2 separate regions of the Homo sapiens genome follow, and region 2 is linked to region 1. A link is a contact called in ENCODE Hi-C data. All regions are on one chromosome and are shown on one strand. Each heading gives the region's core, a stretch centred on a gene start or an enhancer-like site at or near the end of the contact. The rest is flanking DNA. Distances are from core to core; before and after follow the strand shown.

Region 1 (4,059 bases), core at 834-3,333:
ACTGCACTACTCATAAACTGAAACATTCTTCAATTTTCTTTTATTATAAAGGATGCATTTGTGCCTGTGTCTTCTTGTGTATATGAGTAAGAATTTTTGTCTGGTGTGTAAATTTATGTATTTGCTGGGATAAGCTAGTTTTGCTGCCATAGGAAGCAACCTCCAAACCTCAGTGGCCTAACACAAGAGAAATTTTTTATCTTTCTCACATAAAATCTGTTAACAGGTTCAGATGATCCTTGAGGACAGCTCCTGACCATGTATGTGGCTCAGCATTCTGAGGCTGACTTGATTTTGTGTCCCCTACACATTAGCATATGCTTCCAAGATCATCTTCACAAGGCAAGATGGAGCTTGAGAGTCTTACACTGGCAATTACATATCCAGCAACACATGACAACATTGTTTGACTGTAAATTATTGGCTAGAACTAGTCCCACCCAAAGACATGGGGACTAGGAGTTTAATCCTTCTATATGCCCAGAAGAAGGAAAGAATATTTTCTCAATCTATCTGTGGAATTGCCCTGCCATTGAGTAAACACATTCTACATTTACAAGATACTGGCAAATTTATCCCCAAAGTGATAGTTCCAAGTTTATATTCCCATCATATGGATAGAGGATCCCTGTTTTCTCACAGACTCACCAGAGCCTGACATTGTCAGGCTTTATAAATGCTGGGCAATCTGATGCATGTGAAATGGTATCTCATGGTTTTAATTTGTACTTCCCTGGTTACTGGTGAGGCTGAATATTTATTTAGTTTCTGAAGTTTGCCTTTAGGGAGGAAAAGAGTGAAAGTGGGGTGGAGGTAGATATGAAGGACTTTAAATTTATCTTCATTGCTTTATTTCTTGAAAATATGATTTGAAAAAAGTACAGAAAAATGTGGGCAATTGTTAAATTCAAATAAAAATACGTTAAAGTAGCCTTACTCTTTTTGGTTACCACATTAAAGCAAGTTTAAAACTTATAATTGTTTTTAGAGCCACTTTTGCTTACCTCCAAGCTTGGAAACATGTTTTACTGTAACCCTGGTGACAAGACACACCCACAGATTCCCAATAAGTGCTCTTGAGACTTAGTACCTTTGCCCAACTTCAATTTAACTAAATCTCTTGGGATTTGGCCATCAGGAAAAAGAACATACTTGCTTTAATTCCAGTGAAAGTGAAATTGTTCTTGAGAATCCATAAATGTGAGAGTCTATGAGAAAGAGTATAGTGGATCTTTCTGACATGATGGATAGAGGAGGAACATTTACAGAGAAAGCAGTTCACTATATTTACCATCTGAAAAAAATACATATAAAAGCATTTAAACTTTGGACTTATTTATTATTTTTAATGTATTTTTATTTACATATGTGATTTTTGAAGAAAAATATAATCATTTCAAATTTAATATTACAGGTTAATTCAGCTAATTGGGCTACTCCACAGGTAAATATATTTTTTAGTCTTAATATCTTTGTAATTGAATTTGAAACTAAAATGTATCTGCTTTTTATTTTCCCCAGAGAATTTTTGTTTTAGTAATAAATTTCTTCTGTGACATACAGTCATATACTGGTTGATTTTGAGAGTTTCTTGATTTCCAGTAAACAACGTACTCCAAATTCTGATTTAAAAGATTTGTTTTGGTTTTTCTCCGGCTTTTTCTTTCCAGTGTTTCAGTGTGGGTTTTCCACATTTGATCTGACCAAATTTGGCCTCATGTCTCTGAGTTTTGGGTAGTTAAAGAAACTGTATTTTGAAATTAAATTCTTCCTTATATTTTTCTTATCTGTGAATGTTCCCAGAGTTTAATTCTTGGCCATTTCTCTTTCTCTTTTGTATGCTTTCCCTGAATCAACTGTGACTCATGGTTTTGACTTTCACTTCCATGTTGATAGCCCTCCTCTTTACAGAACTTCTTCTATTTATGCTTTGGTTAGGTTCCAAAAGGTTGGTTTAAGTCTGTTTGCAAAGTGACACTTAAAATGAGTAACTGCTAACACCCTCTGATGGTACCAGGCAAAGTTGATTGTTTTTTTTTGTTTTTTCTCCTTTTCCTGGCTCAGCGAGTTCGTTTGAGTCATAAGAGAAACTTTTGTTTCGTTTACCCCAGCTTCAAAATTCTATATATCTCAGCTGCTTTTGGGACTTACTCCCTTTGTGCACTATCTCCTCAAACTAAACATATTAAAATTTGAGATCATTTTCATCTCAAATAAGCTGTGACTTTCTCTCTCTCTCTCTCTCTCCGCTGCCTTTATTTATTTATTTATTTATTTATTTATTTATTTATTTATTTTAAAAGTAGATGATACCATTCAATTCACTGGAACTCAGAGTCTCCAAAATGCTTATTCTTCTTTCATCATTTTCATTTCATACATTTATTTGCATCAAATCCAGTTGTTTCTCTGGAGTCTTACATTCTTTGCCAGACCATGATGGTGGGCTGTACATTCAACATCATGCATTAACTACTGTAGTTTCAAAATTAATCATCATATGTGTTGAAAACTATGGCAGAGTGCTACTTCTCTCAGTCTTCTATGGCTCCTGTGTCTTCTACCTACTGCTACTCCATCTATCTTCCTGCAAGGCCGGTTTTACATGCTAGTCTTTGGCTCAAAAGCCTATATGGACCCATGATTATTACTGGATAAGATTTAGACTCCAAAGATGGCATAAAATGCCACAATAATTGGATTTACACAAATAGATAAAATTTATTTTCTATCTTTATATAGGGAATCCTGAATTTCATGAAATTCGGACATTTGCTCACAGATGCAACTTGCACATTTGCTACTGCAAGCTTTTACTCATTCTGCTACTGGCCCTGGATTGCCCTCACCCTCTTTTCTCATATGAATCTCATTGATATTTTAAGAACCTGAAATCCTTCTTCAACATCTTCAGTTTTCAATGCCCTCATTTGTTGTTATTTATTTGTTTATTTTGAGGCAGAGTCTCACTCTGTTGCCCAGGTTGGAGTGCAGTGGTGCGATCTCATCTCACTGCAACCTCCACCTCTGGAGTTCAAGTGATTCTCCTGCTTAGCCTCCCGAGTAGCTGGGATTATAGGCGCCACTCCACCATCCCTGGTTAAATTTTGTATTTTTAGTAGAGATGGGGTTTTACCATGTTGGCCAGGCTTGTCTCAAACTCCTGATCTCAAGTGATCCACCCACCTCGGCCTTCCAAAGTGCCAGGATTACAGGCATGAGCCACCACGCCCGGCCGATCCCCCATTTTAAAATCATTTTATTATAAATGCAACACAAACTTAGAAGATTTCAAAAGTCCAGGGAATCTTCACAACGTTGGAAAAAAAAAAAGCATACTACCATCTCATCTAATCCTGAATGATTTACTTTGACTTTCATCATTATTTTCATGATTTCATCATTATATTGAGTTTCAGATACGTCTTACTTACTACCCAGTTCCAACTTCATACCTTCAGCTGCATATAGAACTTTCCCACCTGTATGGCCATAATCTCAAGCAATTATTACCGTTTTAACATATTTTTCCAGTCTTTTTAAAAATATGCATTTTTATATGTTCAATGATTTTATATTATAATATTAGGCAAAATGTAAAACAAAACTTGTAATGGCTGTATTTCACTCTAACATATATATTTGCTCACCATTCCGATATAATAACGTATCTTTAATTTTAATTCCTCATTATTTCTTACTATACATGATGCTAAAGAGAACATTTATATATATACATCTTTGTCTAATTTTAGATGATTTCTTTATGTTAATCTCCTAGAAATAAAATTTGGGGTCAAAGGTATGAAAATTTTAGTTAAAAAATGATATTGCTAAATTGCTTTCAAGGGAGGTGTTACTGATTTAGAATTCCAAATCAAGATCCCGAAAGAGTTCTTGTTTTTATTATAGCTAAACAGTTTTTTTTCTGATGAGATTTTAAATGATTACAAGTCATATAATTATCAGAAAATTATTTAATCTCTCCATTCCTCAGGTTCCTCTGTGAAACAGAAATAATCATGGTACCTATCTCATAGGTTCATTATGAGTTTGATG
Region 2 (4,426 bases), core at 1,286-3,785, 750 kb after region 1:
CTCCTGTCAACAAGGCCCCTTCTCATTCAGGGAAACAAAAGACTACTCTAATAGAATTATCCACAACTTTACTACAGTTAATGTCAAATTCAAAATAAAACAGCATTGCCTAAAAATTTACTGAGTATTTTTTATTTAACATGATTTTGGCTATGAATCATGCTATATCTTTTAGTTTGTGTCAAATACTGCCTTTACCTCCAACATTTTCTGACCGCAGAATCCATGGCAGTTACAAGGTCTAATTTAGAAGCACATGAGGGACCCATGGACAAACATACAGGTCTAACTTCCAGGCTCGTCCTTGATACTACAGGCTCTTCTGCTTGCTTTGAAAAGACCGGTTATGGTTCTCAAGGGTGCTCTAATCTGGAACCATTCCCATGCAACAATCAATGGCATATCATCATTTCTTTCCTTTTCCAAAAGAACAGGATACACAGAAAATAATGCACACGTAGTAGAGAGTTGAAAGCCTAATGCACATAGGAAACGGACCCCTCCAAATCAGCGCATCAGGCCACCAGATATCAGTCTCGGGCAGGCGTTAGTCATCATTTTCTTAAACGAGCCATGCTCTTCTCCCAGGATTTATGCATCTTCTTCCCCCTCTACATAAAGAATTAGCTGAATAAAGTAAAAATAAGAGGACTCTGGGGCTGCAGATGGCTGACCAGCTGTTTCTGGGTGACACCCCATGAATCAGTGCCTCATCGAGCTTTAGTGCTTCCATGTTTTGGGGGCAAAATATTCTGCATTTTGGAAAACTAGTTCATGGAAAATAATACAGCAAACTAACATTTATAGAAAACCACAGTAATCTTGTAACAAATGTCCTAAATTATGTACTCAAAAGCAGATCCAATTTTATACCCAAGGTTCTCGTCTACAGAGCCTGTAGGACACTTTCTTGTTGTTGTTTATAACTGCAGCTCCTCCCAACCCCCAACTCAATTGCTTCTTTTTTTAAATGATATACCACTTTATATAATATACCACACAGAAGACAAAATTTCAGCCTGTAGAAGAGGTTCGGTCTGGGAGCAGCAGGAACATGGAATATTTAAAAGATTTTACTTCCATATCCCCTTTGGATATTTCTCTTATATATTTTCATTTAGTTTGGTGTTAAGATTAATGCTACATTTGAAAGCCTCCTAGTTTCTTTTTGAACAATACTTATTCCTCAGTGCTTAAGTGCAATGCTGGGGGTGTGGACAAAATAAAAGTAGAATGGAACTTTATATTCCAACCTCTCCCACTTTCCTTCAAAGTAGAAGTTTCTGGCAAGGCAAGAGTTTCACTGAAGCCTTTCCTGGTTGTCCTCTTCAATTTTAGATGATTGCTTGATATGAATATCTCTAACAGGGTATATTTTAATACACAGAGTAGCAGAGATGGCTTCAAATGCCTATTATCAGAAAAAAAAAAGGCATTTGTGTGATGGGGAAATAAGAAACCTCTGCAATCACTTTTATTCAATGAAAGCCATTCCTTTGGGTGGGAGAGTCAAATGCTAGTACCCACACATGCTGCCTGCATACCAGCACAAGCCGGAGGAATGCAGATTTCTGTATCTGAGAACAGCTGCTAAGTAAAATGGAACGTCCAACAGATGGCTGCATTGTCATTATTGGGGGAGGAAGAGAGGGGAGCTATTTTGGTTTTTCTGTTGAGTGTGTGTGTGTGTGTGTGTGTGTGTGTGTGTGTGCATGCACCCATGCACGTGTGTGTTTAATAGGATGTGTTCTCTCATACCTGTGTTCTCTACTACCTAGATCTCTCTGGTGCTATCAAAGACTCTTAATCACTTTGATTCTTAGAATTAGAACAGACATTGGGGATCGTTTAGTCATTTGACATTTAATGGAGAAGAAGAGAGAAGACCAAAGACACATAGCATATTGGAGCCAAGACCAGAACTCTTACATTTGGCCTGATTACATAGAAGTCCTACATTCTATTTACTTAAGGATCAGTACTGAGCGCAAATACCAAAGCTCAAGAAAAGGAAACACTACAGCAGTTGCAGTTTCATAGTCTGAAAAGTACGTGTGTGTGTGTGTGTGTGTGTGTGTGTGTGTGTGTGTTCAAGTCTTCTGATGGAGTTGCTTTGCAATTCACATGGAGGAAAGAAGTAAGCTATTTTGTAAGTTAACTTATATCTGGTCTTTATTATACATTTTATTAGATGTTTGGAACATTTTGACTTATGGTCTCCCAAATTAAATAACAAGCTATAGAATATGAAGATTCTCCTCCAGTTTCATACTTCAGAACACAAGGAGTTAAGTTTCAAGTCAAAGCTACTGAAAGCCATTCTTAAGAAGCAGACAGGAAAGTGTTGAGATCCCATCATGACCTGTCTATAAAGGTCTCCATCCCACTTCTGATGGTAGCTTTGGGTCAGTTGTACAGTCACATGGCTCACCCATTGGTTCATGTTTTTTTCCAGAAATAGAATCAATAGAGAACAGACAAACCCACAGTTGCCAGTTTGTACAGTCTTGTGGTTTCTGTCAGGGGCTACAGACTCGAGCAGGTCTACCAGATAATGAAGGCAAACTATTTCAGTTCCTGTGGGTCCAGAGTGCCTTGGCAGAGTTCTGGTTTCAAACAAATGAATAACAAATTAAAAGGTACAGTAAAATAAGGCGGTGGTTAAAATATATGAACTAAAATCAATGTAGGAGAAACGTAGTTAAAAACCCTGCATTCTCAGCAATAGCCTATGATGTATTTTGTTAATCTCTTAAAATTTATGTTAAAAGCCTTTTAACAGAAAGTCAATATATTTGGGTGGTAGAGCAAGTATATCATCCTGTACTGGTGGTTGCATTAAATACTATGCATAGGCTCCACTGTCTGTAGAAAATGAGCAGGGGTCCACCCAACGGAAGTTCCATCTCAAGGAGGTCAGACGCTTTTCCCAAAATGGACTGTGAAGCCAAGCTCAGCATTACACTCTCCTCTGCCTAGGTTCCCCACTGACGTCAACAAGAGTTCTGAAAATGAAGGGGGATCAGAATACCAGAAGCATAGCCTAATAATAGAGCAAAAACGGAGAGCAGATGGAAAATAAAGCTTCTCGAATAAAGTGTGACCTAATGTCATAAATTTGTTGGGGAAAAGAAAACAACAACAACAGCACAGCAAAAAGGTCTGTAAGCAGACTTACTGGTGTGAAAACTCTGGAATATGGCAGACTAGAAAAAACACCTAGCTACTTAGAAACCTTTCAGTAAAGGACTAAAAAGTAAACAAGAAAACATGCAAAATCAAATTTTGGATGAGTTCGAAACACCACTACTAATTGTGTGTAGGGGCAAAAAAGACACAAAAATAGAAGTAGAAAATTCTAGAAACAGGGTTTTAGCAGCTTCCTTTGCACATTATTTATGCATACACTTATTCCTTGTATCTTCAACTCACCTGGAACAATCTGCTGCCCCCACAGATGGGCAAGCTTGGAGTGACTCAGGCACAAACTTGATACATGGTGGTAAAAATGAGTTGAAAGAATGGGCCCAAAGTAAAAGATGTTAAAAAGGGTCCCAGCCACACACTAATCTCCTAGAAGGGCTCACCATTTACTCCTGCACCCTTATACCCTCGTGTGTGTGTGTGTGTGTGTGTGTGTGTGTGTGTGCGCGCGCGCGCATGCTGGCGTGCGCGCCAAAGTCTCAGTACAAACTTCCTGGGAATCTTTACTAACTGTATACATCTCAACAGAAGAGAGATTTTTAGATCTACTTAATAATTGGACTTAGAAACTTACTTTTGATATGGACAAAGAAGGTCTCAAGATGTTGAGTGAAATATAAAGAAAAATCTCAAATTCAATCCCTAAATATTTGTTTTTCTATCTGGCAATCATCAAGATGTTTTTCTATTTGATGAACACTCTGTTTTCTCAAAGAGTGGGCTGTTGGTTGGGAAAGCGGAGGAGGTGAAGTTTTAGAGTAGGGCTGCATTTTCTCTTTATTTTCATTGTTTAACCACTGATGGGATTAAGGCAGGGAAAGCTATCTTTTTTAAAATGATTTTCTTCTTTCGGTTTTTCACTCTAATGGTTCTTGGGCTTTACCTCTATCATCCCATACAAAGAAATATTGTTTCTTCAGGGTAGCCTTTCTAGGTTCTGCCTCCTCAACCTCTTTAATCTGTCTAGCCAGCATTTTTCTTTGAGTCTAATTCTTGCTCTGCCTGATCCTTTGAACTTGATATTTTAGAACCTCCCTCACACCCCGGGGAGCTCGCTCACCTCAAACTTTACCTTCATTTACCCTTTGCTCCTGACCCCGTTACTGAGAGTGAGTCTAGTTCATTCCTTGTCGAGTTTCCATGCCCGAGGCCTCCTGCCAGCACCCACCACCCCCAGGAGAAGTTATTGGGCGCTCATCTCTGCTAGGATGGTCCTCAGTCA

The links. Hi-C counts contacts between places; a loop is a spot of excess contacts on that map. Pooled maps may share reads with other maps.
Region 2: a pooled map shows a loop between it and region 1 (5-fold over the local background). The contact joins two enhancer-like sites. A Hi-C loop is called at or near these places in 5 of 37 single-sample maps with no recorded cell type and 3 of 50 pooled maps.

What each region holds. Positions count from the first base shown.
Region 1 is chr5:90,019,220-90,023,278 of GRCh38, reverse strand. No RefSeq gene overlaps it. Among named protein-coding and RNA genes, the nearest start is that of MIR3660, 4.5 kb to the right of the region's middle. Within about 2 kb of position 2,083, at least 7 of the 41 ENCODE cell types and tissues checked have a DNase peak (open chromatin) inside an H3K27ac peak, as active enhancers do.
Region 2 is chr5:89,269,665-89,274,090 of GRCh38, reverse strand. The region is part of intron 7 of MEF2C-AS1 (MEF2C antisense RNA 1); the gene reads right to left. Among named protein-coding and RNA genes, the nearest start is that of LINC02161, 310 kb to the left of the region's middle. RefSeq lists enhancers at 2,132-2,181, 2,212-2,351. Within about 2 kb of position 2,535, at least 2 of the 41 ENCODE cell types and tissues checked have a DNase peak (open chromatin) inside an H3K27ac peak, as active enhancers do.